3 separate regions of the Homo sapiens genome follow, and all the other regions are linked to region 3. A link is a contact called in ENCODE Hi-C data. All regions are on one chromosome and are shown on one strand. Each heading gives the region's core, a stretch centred on a gene start or an enhancer-like site at or near the end of the contact. The rest is flanking DNA. Distances are from core to core; before and after follow the strand shown.

What was found. A loop is a pair of places that touch in the nucleus more often than their neighbours do. Pooled maps may share reads with other maps.
Region 1: a pooled map shows a loop between it and region 3 (9-fold over the local background). The contact joins the promoter of SPCS3-AS1 here to the promoter of HPGD in region 3. A Hi-C loop is called at or near these places in 1 of 168 maps with a recorded cell type or tissue (CD8-positive, alpha-beta T cell) and 9 of 50 pooled maps.
Region 2: a pooled map shows a loop between it and region 3 (3-fold over the local background). The contact joins the enhancer-like site here to the promoter of HPGD in region 3. A Hi-C loop is called at or near these places in 3 of 50 pooled maps.

The regions. Positions count from the first base shown.
Region 1 is chr4:176,319,124-176,321,823 of GRCh38, forward strand. It overlaps SPCS3-AS1 (SPCS3 antisense RNA 1), which reads right to left and starts at 1,387. Exons shown (of 4, transcript NR_186171.1): 1 at 1,022-1,387. SPCS3 (signal peptidase complex subunit 3) reads left to right here and starts at 843. Exons shown (of 5, transcript NM_021928.4): 1 at 843-1,096. The coding sequence starts at 954. RefSeq lists an enhancer at 654-1,154 and silencers at 1,137-1,256, 1,377-1,446, 1,477-1,556.
Region 2 is chr4:173,520,961-173,523,660 of GRCh38, forward strand. No RefSeq gene overlaps it. Among named protein-coding and RNA genes, the nearest start is that of HAND2, 7.9 kb to the right of the region's middle. Within about 2 kb of position 1,296, at least 19 of the 41 ENCODE cell types and tissues checked have a DNase peak (open chromatin) inside an H3K27ac peak, as active enhancers do.
Region 3 is chr4:174,521,238-174,523,737 of GRCh38, forward strand. It overlaps HPGD (15-hydroxyprostaglandin dehydrogenase), which reads right to left and starts at 1,251. Exons shown (of 7, transcript NM_000860.6): 1 at 1,122-1,251; 2 at 707-830. The coding sequence starts at 1,214. LOC105377548 (a long non-coding RNA gene) reads left to right here and starts at 1,376. Exons shown (of 7, transcript XR_007058492.1): 1 at 1,376-1,892; 2 at 2,148-2,184.

The sequences.
Region 1 (2,700 bases), core at 137-2,636, 1.8 Mb after region 3:
GGCTCGGTTTGAACCCTAATGCCCTTCAGGATATTGAAAATGTGATAAAATAATTGCATTATTTATTAATGACCCAACGAAATTCTTATACATTATGCTGTAGAGCAATTCCGCAGCCATTATCTTCTTTGCTCCTAAGAACCCAGAAAGGTTATCCTTTTATTTATCAGAAATCACCATGTTAAAATGCAAATACTTAGGATCGGTAGCCTCAACCCTTATCTTCTAAAACATCTTTAGCTATCCATACAAAGCAAAGCATTAATAGGAATTGGACTGACGTTGGAGGTGGAAATACTGATGCACGTGACAGCTTTAAGGACTTGGGCGGCTAATTCCCCACTCCCCACTGCTCCTCAGATCCTCCAAAAAAAGCTCAAGTCCTAACTTTGACCAGGTTTGACAAAGAAGGGAGAGGACCAGGCGTTTTGTAAAGTGCTGCTTCCAAACGCCACCCGTCAGGACAGATTCTAAACCACCTTAACTTGCTGCCGGTTTCAAGTGAAAATAAATGGTACATAAGTAATCAAGAAGTCGCAGTCCCAGACCTCTGACCAAAGAACCGAAAAAGGACAGCGAACGACCGGTTCCCAATTCTCTGAACCCAAAGGTCGGAGAAGCAATTTAGAAGAGGAGGGGGTGGGTCTTCCACAACAAACCCCGCCCCTCCCTCACTCGTCGCTGATTGGTGGCGGCGTTAGGCCGCGACGGAGGGGCGGGCCCGCGGCTGAGTCTCTCCCTTTCCGCGCCGCCCCGTGCGCGCTGTGGGTGTGTTTCGGGAAGCGGGCGCGCGCGCGCTCGCGTCGGAGGACCGGAAAGGAGGCGGGGCTGCGGCGGCGCGCGCTCCCGGAACGCGCGCACCGCAGACGGCGCGGATCGCAGGGAGCCGGTCCGCCGCCGGAACGGGAGCCTGGGTGTGCGTGTGGAGTCCGGACTCGTGGGAGACGATCGCGATGAACACGGTGCTGTCGCGGGCGAACTCACTGTTCGCCTTCTCGCTGAGCGTGATGGCGGCGCTCACCTTCGGCTGCTTCATCACCACCGCCTTCAAAGACAGGAGCGTCCCGGTGCGGCTGCACGTCTCGCGGATCATGCTGTGAGTGAGGCCGGGCCGGCGGTGCAGGACGCCGGGACCGGGCTGGGGCGGAAGCCGAAGCCGGGCCGCCGCGCCGGGGCTGCCGTGCCGGGGCCGCGGGCAGGGCGTCCGGATCGCCCTCCTGAGCGGCAGTTCGCCCCCGAGGGCGGTCGTCAGGGGTGGACGTCGCAGGCTTTTCCGGCGTCCCCTCGGAACTTGCACCCCTCCACCGTAAATTCCCGGGCTTGCTCTTAAATTTTAATTTTGAGCGTTCCTCAGGTCGGTGCCTCCGCTTGCTTCCTGTTCCTCACTTCCCTCCACCCACGCCTGGCCAATGAGGGAGCAACACAACAGCAGAGCCGGCGCCGCCGCCCGCCTGGGCTGGCGCCTCCCGCGCGTCCGGTGCCGCTCGTGGTCCGCATGCGAGGCCCTCCAGGCGCTGCCGCCGCGCTCTGGGTCGGGCTTCCGTGGGGTTTCCTGGCGGCTCTGGAGGCCACAGGACGGGGTTGTCTTTGTGTCATTCATCACCCGAGTTTGCCCTGTTTGACATTCCCTTTACAGTTGTTGCCTTTGCACCTTCAGAAGGCAGTAAACAGTTGGAGCTGCTTTGAAGTTGGCCAGAGATGTTGGGCACTGAGAGAATTAAGCATCTTAGCCTTCTGATACAGCGAGATTTTTGTTTTGTTGGGTTTCTTTATTTCTTTTTCTTTTGCCAACCACTTGAAGAAGTCTGCGAAAACGCCAAAAAATGCAGTTCGAAATGACAGTGCCATTTCGCTATTGCCTATTTTGTCCTTGATTTTATTCTCTGGCACTTTTGTCTTTAATCGTCGTATTTTTCCATCTCTTGTTCTCATACCCTTCTACTCTATTTCCGTCTTACACAAGTTCTTTAACCTTAGTTTATTTCTTTGTCAGAATCGCCAAGAAGCCAGTTATCAAATAGCGAGCCTTCTCCCCCCACCTTTTTTTTTTTTTTTTAAATTACTGTACTGATGTTTGTTAGATATTGTTCGAATAGACCTGGGGTGGACATCAGCACTGCCATTGTCAGCCCTGTGAGGGTTAGAAGAGCTTGGTGCATATTAAACACTGAACAGATGTTAGCTGTTGTTGTCTTGAGCAAGTTTTCTTACCATTCTGGGCCTTAATTTCTTTTTGTTTAAGATGGAAGTAATACCTAATTTTTAGGTTGTGAGAATTATTTGAAATGTGAAAAATATTGTCAGTGGGTCTGAGCCGTAGTAAACAGTAAATAGCAGCTGGTTACAGTAGTATCCCCTTAATGGGGTAGGTATACGTTCCAAGACCCCCAGTGGATGGCTGAAACCACGGATAGCACCAAACCCTATATATACTTGGTTTTTTCCTATACCGTACATACATACCTACCTATGATAAAACTTACAAGTTAAGCACAATAAGAGATTAACAATAACATAATAGAACTGTAACAATATACTATAATAAAAGTTATGTGAATATGATCTCTTTCCCCTTCTCTCAAAATAACTTATTTTACTGGACTCACCTATTTTCACACCAGATTGACCGCGGATAATTGAAACCGGAAAGTGAAACCTCGGATAAGGGGGTGATTACTGTATCACCCTTTAATATGCCAT
Region 2 (2,700 bases), core at 46-2,545, 1.0 Mb before region 3:
ATTGGATTCCCTGTTTATTTGTGATACTATTTGTGTCCCCCAAATAGATCTTCTTGTTGCTCCACTCACATCATGAGCAGTTTTCCTTTTCCTCTAGTTACATTCACTCTAGCTTCTGACTGAAGACTCTGCTTGCCCTTTGTAGCCCGTGCAGGAATAAACAGCATCTTCTGGATTTGCTTTGAATCCTTGTGCTGCCCAATGAGTCAGAGGTGTAGGGTTGATCCAATAATATGGCTAATTCTCTCCCTGTAAAGACTTTAAATAATGTAGGCCTCTCTTCACCCATCCCCCATTCTCACCATCCTGGACTTCACGCGGGTCATGGAGAAGGTGTCCAGGGTGGGAGGCACGCTGGGTGGGTGTGGCCTCCTTTGGCACAGTGGTTCGGCATCCTCTGGGGGAGATTTTGAAAACTGCAGGCTCCGCGTCGAGCCCCTGACCTGCTGAATCAGAATTTCTGGTGAAGGTAGGGTGAAAACGGGGCTGAATTTGTCATTGTATCAAGTTGTCCGGGGAGTGGAAAGTCCAGGTGTTGGATTAATCCCAGCACCCCTTACTTCAGAAGAGACCAGGCTATCCCGCAGAACGCTAGGGTCAGAGGTCTGGGGCATCAGTCAGCCCGTCCAGGAATTATGCAAATATATGCAGCCTCTACTCTGAACACTGGGACGTAGTAGGGGACAAAGCTGCCGCCAGCCGTCCTCGTCCTTGCGAGGTGTCAGTGTTTGCGCCAGGGACAACTCCCTGGAGGGCTGGGGGAAGGGAGGGGCAAAAGAGGGTCCAGGGCCTCAGCTCGCTATGTACTTTAGGGTTTAATAACAGGTGCAAAGGCAGCTGCTAAAAGACATCGCATTCTGTAATCAGCTTCTGCCAGGCTGTCCGGCTAAACAGAAACTCCCACAATTTTGGCCCGAGGGCTGTAGGGCGGAGCGGGTGCCAGTGAGATGAGGGCAACCCTAAGAGGTGGCATAAGAGCCTTACCCCTAAGAGCCACCCCAACCCCATCCGGGGCTTGCACCGGCACCGCCTGGGCCGCAGTTGTTGCCTCAGGGAAGCTTCGCCCTGGCGCAGGGATAGAGCAAAGAAGCGACCGCATGTGGAAGGCTTTCCAGGCGGAATGCTCCAGCCGTAGCGAGTTGGAAAATTTAGAGTGGGGAGGGGGCAGTAGAGATGTTAACTGGCCCCTCCTCACCCCAAACAAGGAAAACACAGTCTTCTGGGCTAAAAATACATATTTATGAAGTCCCTATACGCAGGCAGGCGGCGCGTTCCAGCTGCCGGCCTGGCCCAGGGAGGACTTGGCCGCGCGGCCGCCGATTACACCCAACTCGGCTGGGATGGCTCCGAGCCGTCTGCCCTGACGTCAGCGAGGCTCCGGCCCCGCCGCGGCAAGATAGGCGAGCGCGGCCGGGCGCGGGTGCGGCACTAATCACTCCCAGATGTCCCTAATAGCGGAGATAAAGACGGACAGAGCGGCCGGGAATAAATTTGTAATCAGGGCTCTACCATCTGATCATCAAAGCGGCCCAAATGCCGGGAGAATTTGAAGGGAATGCGTGTGAGGGGGGTCGCTTGGGGGAAGAGGTGAGGGTGCACTTCGCGATGGGAACTGGCTTCGGTAGGGTAGAGCAGGGAGAACAGGGCGAGAGATCTGTAAGTTCGGTGCACGTAAGTCGGATACTCGGTGCTCTTTAACCTCCATTAGCCCTCAGACCGAAGCCGTTTAGCGGTTCCAGGCTGATTGGAGCTGCGCAGTTGCTGTGCGGGAAGCACGCGTTGCGCAGCGGCTGGGTGGTAAGGCGGCGCGATGAGAACTGTCCGGCCCCCGGAAACGTGGGATTGGTTTCCTCTCCCGGAGTTCTCCCCTCCCCCTTCTTTCTAAACATTTAAAAAACACGTAGTCCGTCTCCCCCAACCCCCATTCCCGGTAGACTTAATCCCAACAGCAATTCATTGCACCGCGGAGCTTCCTCAGGGAGGGGGCTGTTGGAGCCTCCAACCAGGGTCCTGGGCCCCAGTCTGAGAATGACTCCTGGGTTTTTCTCTCCAAGCGATCCGCAGGCTCTGACAGGCCAGGAGTCGCGCGCGTCCGGGAGACTCCTTAGCGCCCCCTCCTCACGTGGAGATCTGGACTCTCAGGAGCTGGGCCCAATGGAAGGAATGGGTACCCTTGGGTCACCAGGGTCCAGATTCGGCCCTCTACGGCGCCCATGCCACAAGCCTCCCTCAAGACCATCTCTGCTTGGCACCCACTAGCCAGCTCCTTTTCCAAATCTAGGAGCCTGGGTGGGACTCACAGGCAGGGAGAACTCAAGGCGGCTGTGGAAAACAAAATCGCGTGCCGCCCGCGCAATATTTGATTAAAGCTTCAGGGCTAACTGAGCGGTTTCTTGCGCTTTGCAGGCCCGCAGTGTATGTTCAGTCCCAGTTTTCCTGGCACCCTTTGCCCTGCTTATGTCCCCTGCACACACCTCAGGCCCTTGCAACTGGCCCGGGTTCTCTCTGCAAATCTGTAGTCTGGGAAGGAACTCCCGGGTCTCGTACTCCCTGCCGCTTTGCATTTGAGCTCTCACCTTCCTCACCCCTTCCTGCGAATTCCAGGTGCGCTTACCTCTCTTGTTCTCCTGCTACTTCACCAATCCGAGCGGGAGACTAGCTCTGCAATTCACGCCAAGCTGGGGCAGCGGCTAGCAGAGT
Region 3 (2,500 bases), core at 1-2,500:
AACAGCTTTATAATCAAAGCTGTTTATTGTGTATGCCAATATTGTCCCTGATACTTCACAAGTAGATTGGTCTATTTTAAGTGAGTAGCCGGAAACAGGAAAGCATTGAGGAAAGGCTGATAGAGATGTTTCTACTACAATTCTAACATTGTATACTTTATTATGATTACTATTATTATTATTTTAAAGTACTGTCTCATTGGGGAAAAAGCCGGAGAAAACATATGGTCAAAAGCATCTAGCACTTCTGTGATGATGCTCCTTGAACTTGTATTCTGATATGTTTAAACGAAAAACACTGCCACATTTGATTGTCATTGGACTCCAGCTTTCTGGGAGAAGTTGTTTGTCAACAGTACCTTACTTAACCTACTTTAATTTTCCAAGTTTTGTCTGCAATTTCAATCATTTAATAATTACTGCAGCAGCACTGTCTTTGAATACATAAAGGAATTTTGATTACATTAATGCTGCCAAATGACTACAATAAAAGGATTTCTCCAGCAGTCTTGCCTTTCTTTCGGTTTTACAGCTATTGGGCTGTCAGAAGGAAACGTATCAGTCCAAACTGTCTTTTGGAGCTTCAAGGTAGCTGCTCTCGAGGAGGCAGCGGAGGCGGCACCCAGGGCCCCCTGGCCGGGCTGCCTTCAGGTTGTTGCTTGTTGAGAGCACGTTCCCAGTTGACAGATTGATTCCCCTGTCTTACCTCTCAGTTGTTGCTGGTCAGCCACATCGCACTGGATGAACAGAGTCTTCTGAGGTTCAAACTGCTCATCCAGGGCAGCTTTACACTGTACACCTGCTTCAAGATTCCAATCCACCAGCGCTACCTATAGACAAGAGGAGAGGAATCGCGGGCCTGCGCAGCTCACGAAATAGACGGACAAACAATAAACACACAAGAGGCTCCCCTCCTGGACCTGAAATTTGGCAATTAGGTTTGGGTTCCCTCCCAGCCACTTCTGAGGTGTGCTCACAGCCTCAGCTTCAGCAAATTTTGGAAGTGGCAAAGTGGGCACGCCGGGCGCGGCCTCCCTGTCTCCGCCAGTGCACCTCGGGCGGCGGGGCGAGTCTCGGAGTGTGTGGGCAGAGAAATTTCCGCGGCTGGGCGCCGGGCTTACCTTGGCGCCCTTAAGCAGCAGCGCCTCTGCAAAGGCTCTGCCTATGCCCTGAGCCGCGCCGGTCACCAGCGCCACTTTGCCGTTCACGTGCATGGTGCAGCCACTGCTGGGGCGGGCGGTGGGCGAGCTCCGCGTCTCCGCGCGGCCGCGGCTTTTATGCCCCCCTGCGCGCGCGCGCGTGCAGCCCGGCGGGGCGCTCCCCTGCCAGTGGGCGGGGAGGAAACTGTCAAGCCAGCGCCCGCCGGGGAACCCACGACTGTGTCACCTGCCCCCTGAGCGTTCTGGAGCGCCAAGCTTCGCGATCTTTGCCTTCCGGACTCGCAGACCGGCTCAAAGCCTCCCCTCAGCCTCTGGCTCCGTGATTGGCAGGCAGCTGACAGAAGAAAAGTTAAAAGGTTATTTCTGAAGAAGAGTTTCCTTCAGTGCCCTAAAGACCAACTGGATAGAAGGAGAGCGGAGCAGAGGCTTGGAAGCTTGGATCCCTCCTCCTGCACTCCCTCCCGGCCCCGACTCCGGAACAAAACAAGCAAACAATAAAGCAAACTTGTTGCTCTTTTGTCTCAAAGTTTTGTGTGAGTTCCCATCTCGTAATCAGTGGGGTTGAGGGTGACGGGGAGCAGAAGTAACTAATATCATTGTGTTTTCTTAGTTACATTTTGGACAAATTTTTACGGATACTGGAGATGAGAAGTGGACTCTGCTCTGTCCTGAAAACCTGGAATCATAACATTTCATGGCTAGGACTAGAGTGTCCTTGGCGCTGTGTTTCTGGTCAGTGTCAATTGTGTGTCATATTGAGATGCCCCCACAAAAACTGTCATCATCAACAGGCGCTCCAGAGCCGCTGGTAGCCTACCAAATTGTTGGCTCAATGGAATGCTTACTTGTTGAAATACACCAACTTTGGAAGCTCTGAGTCAAGTTTGGGACAGAGGTTCCTTGCTCTCCAGGAACTCCAGGGCTAGCTGTATGCGGACTTGCATAAATAACAAGGGCTATTCCACTGACTTTGTCTCTTTTTCTCAGGTTGTCAGCGGCAGGCTGCAATTTTAATTCTGTAAACGTAAGTGGTTGGCTTTTTTTTTTTTTTTTTTTTTTTAATCTTGAGACAAGATCTCGCTCTGTCTGTTTGGCTAGAATGCAGTGGCATAATCCCAGCTCGCTGCAACCTCAATCTCCAGGGCTCAAGCGACCCTCCCACCTTGGACTCCCAAAGAGTGCTAAGATTACAGGCATGAGCCACTATGCCCAGCTGGCATTTATTTTCTTAAAGAAAAAAAAAATCTAAATACTTGGGGGAAATGGGAGTTGAGCAAAAGACTGACACTAACAGCAGAATGAATCATTTTTATATCTTCTTTACCTTCTTTACTGGGAAA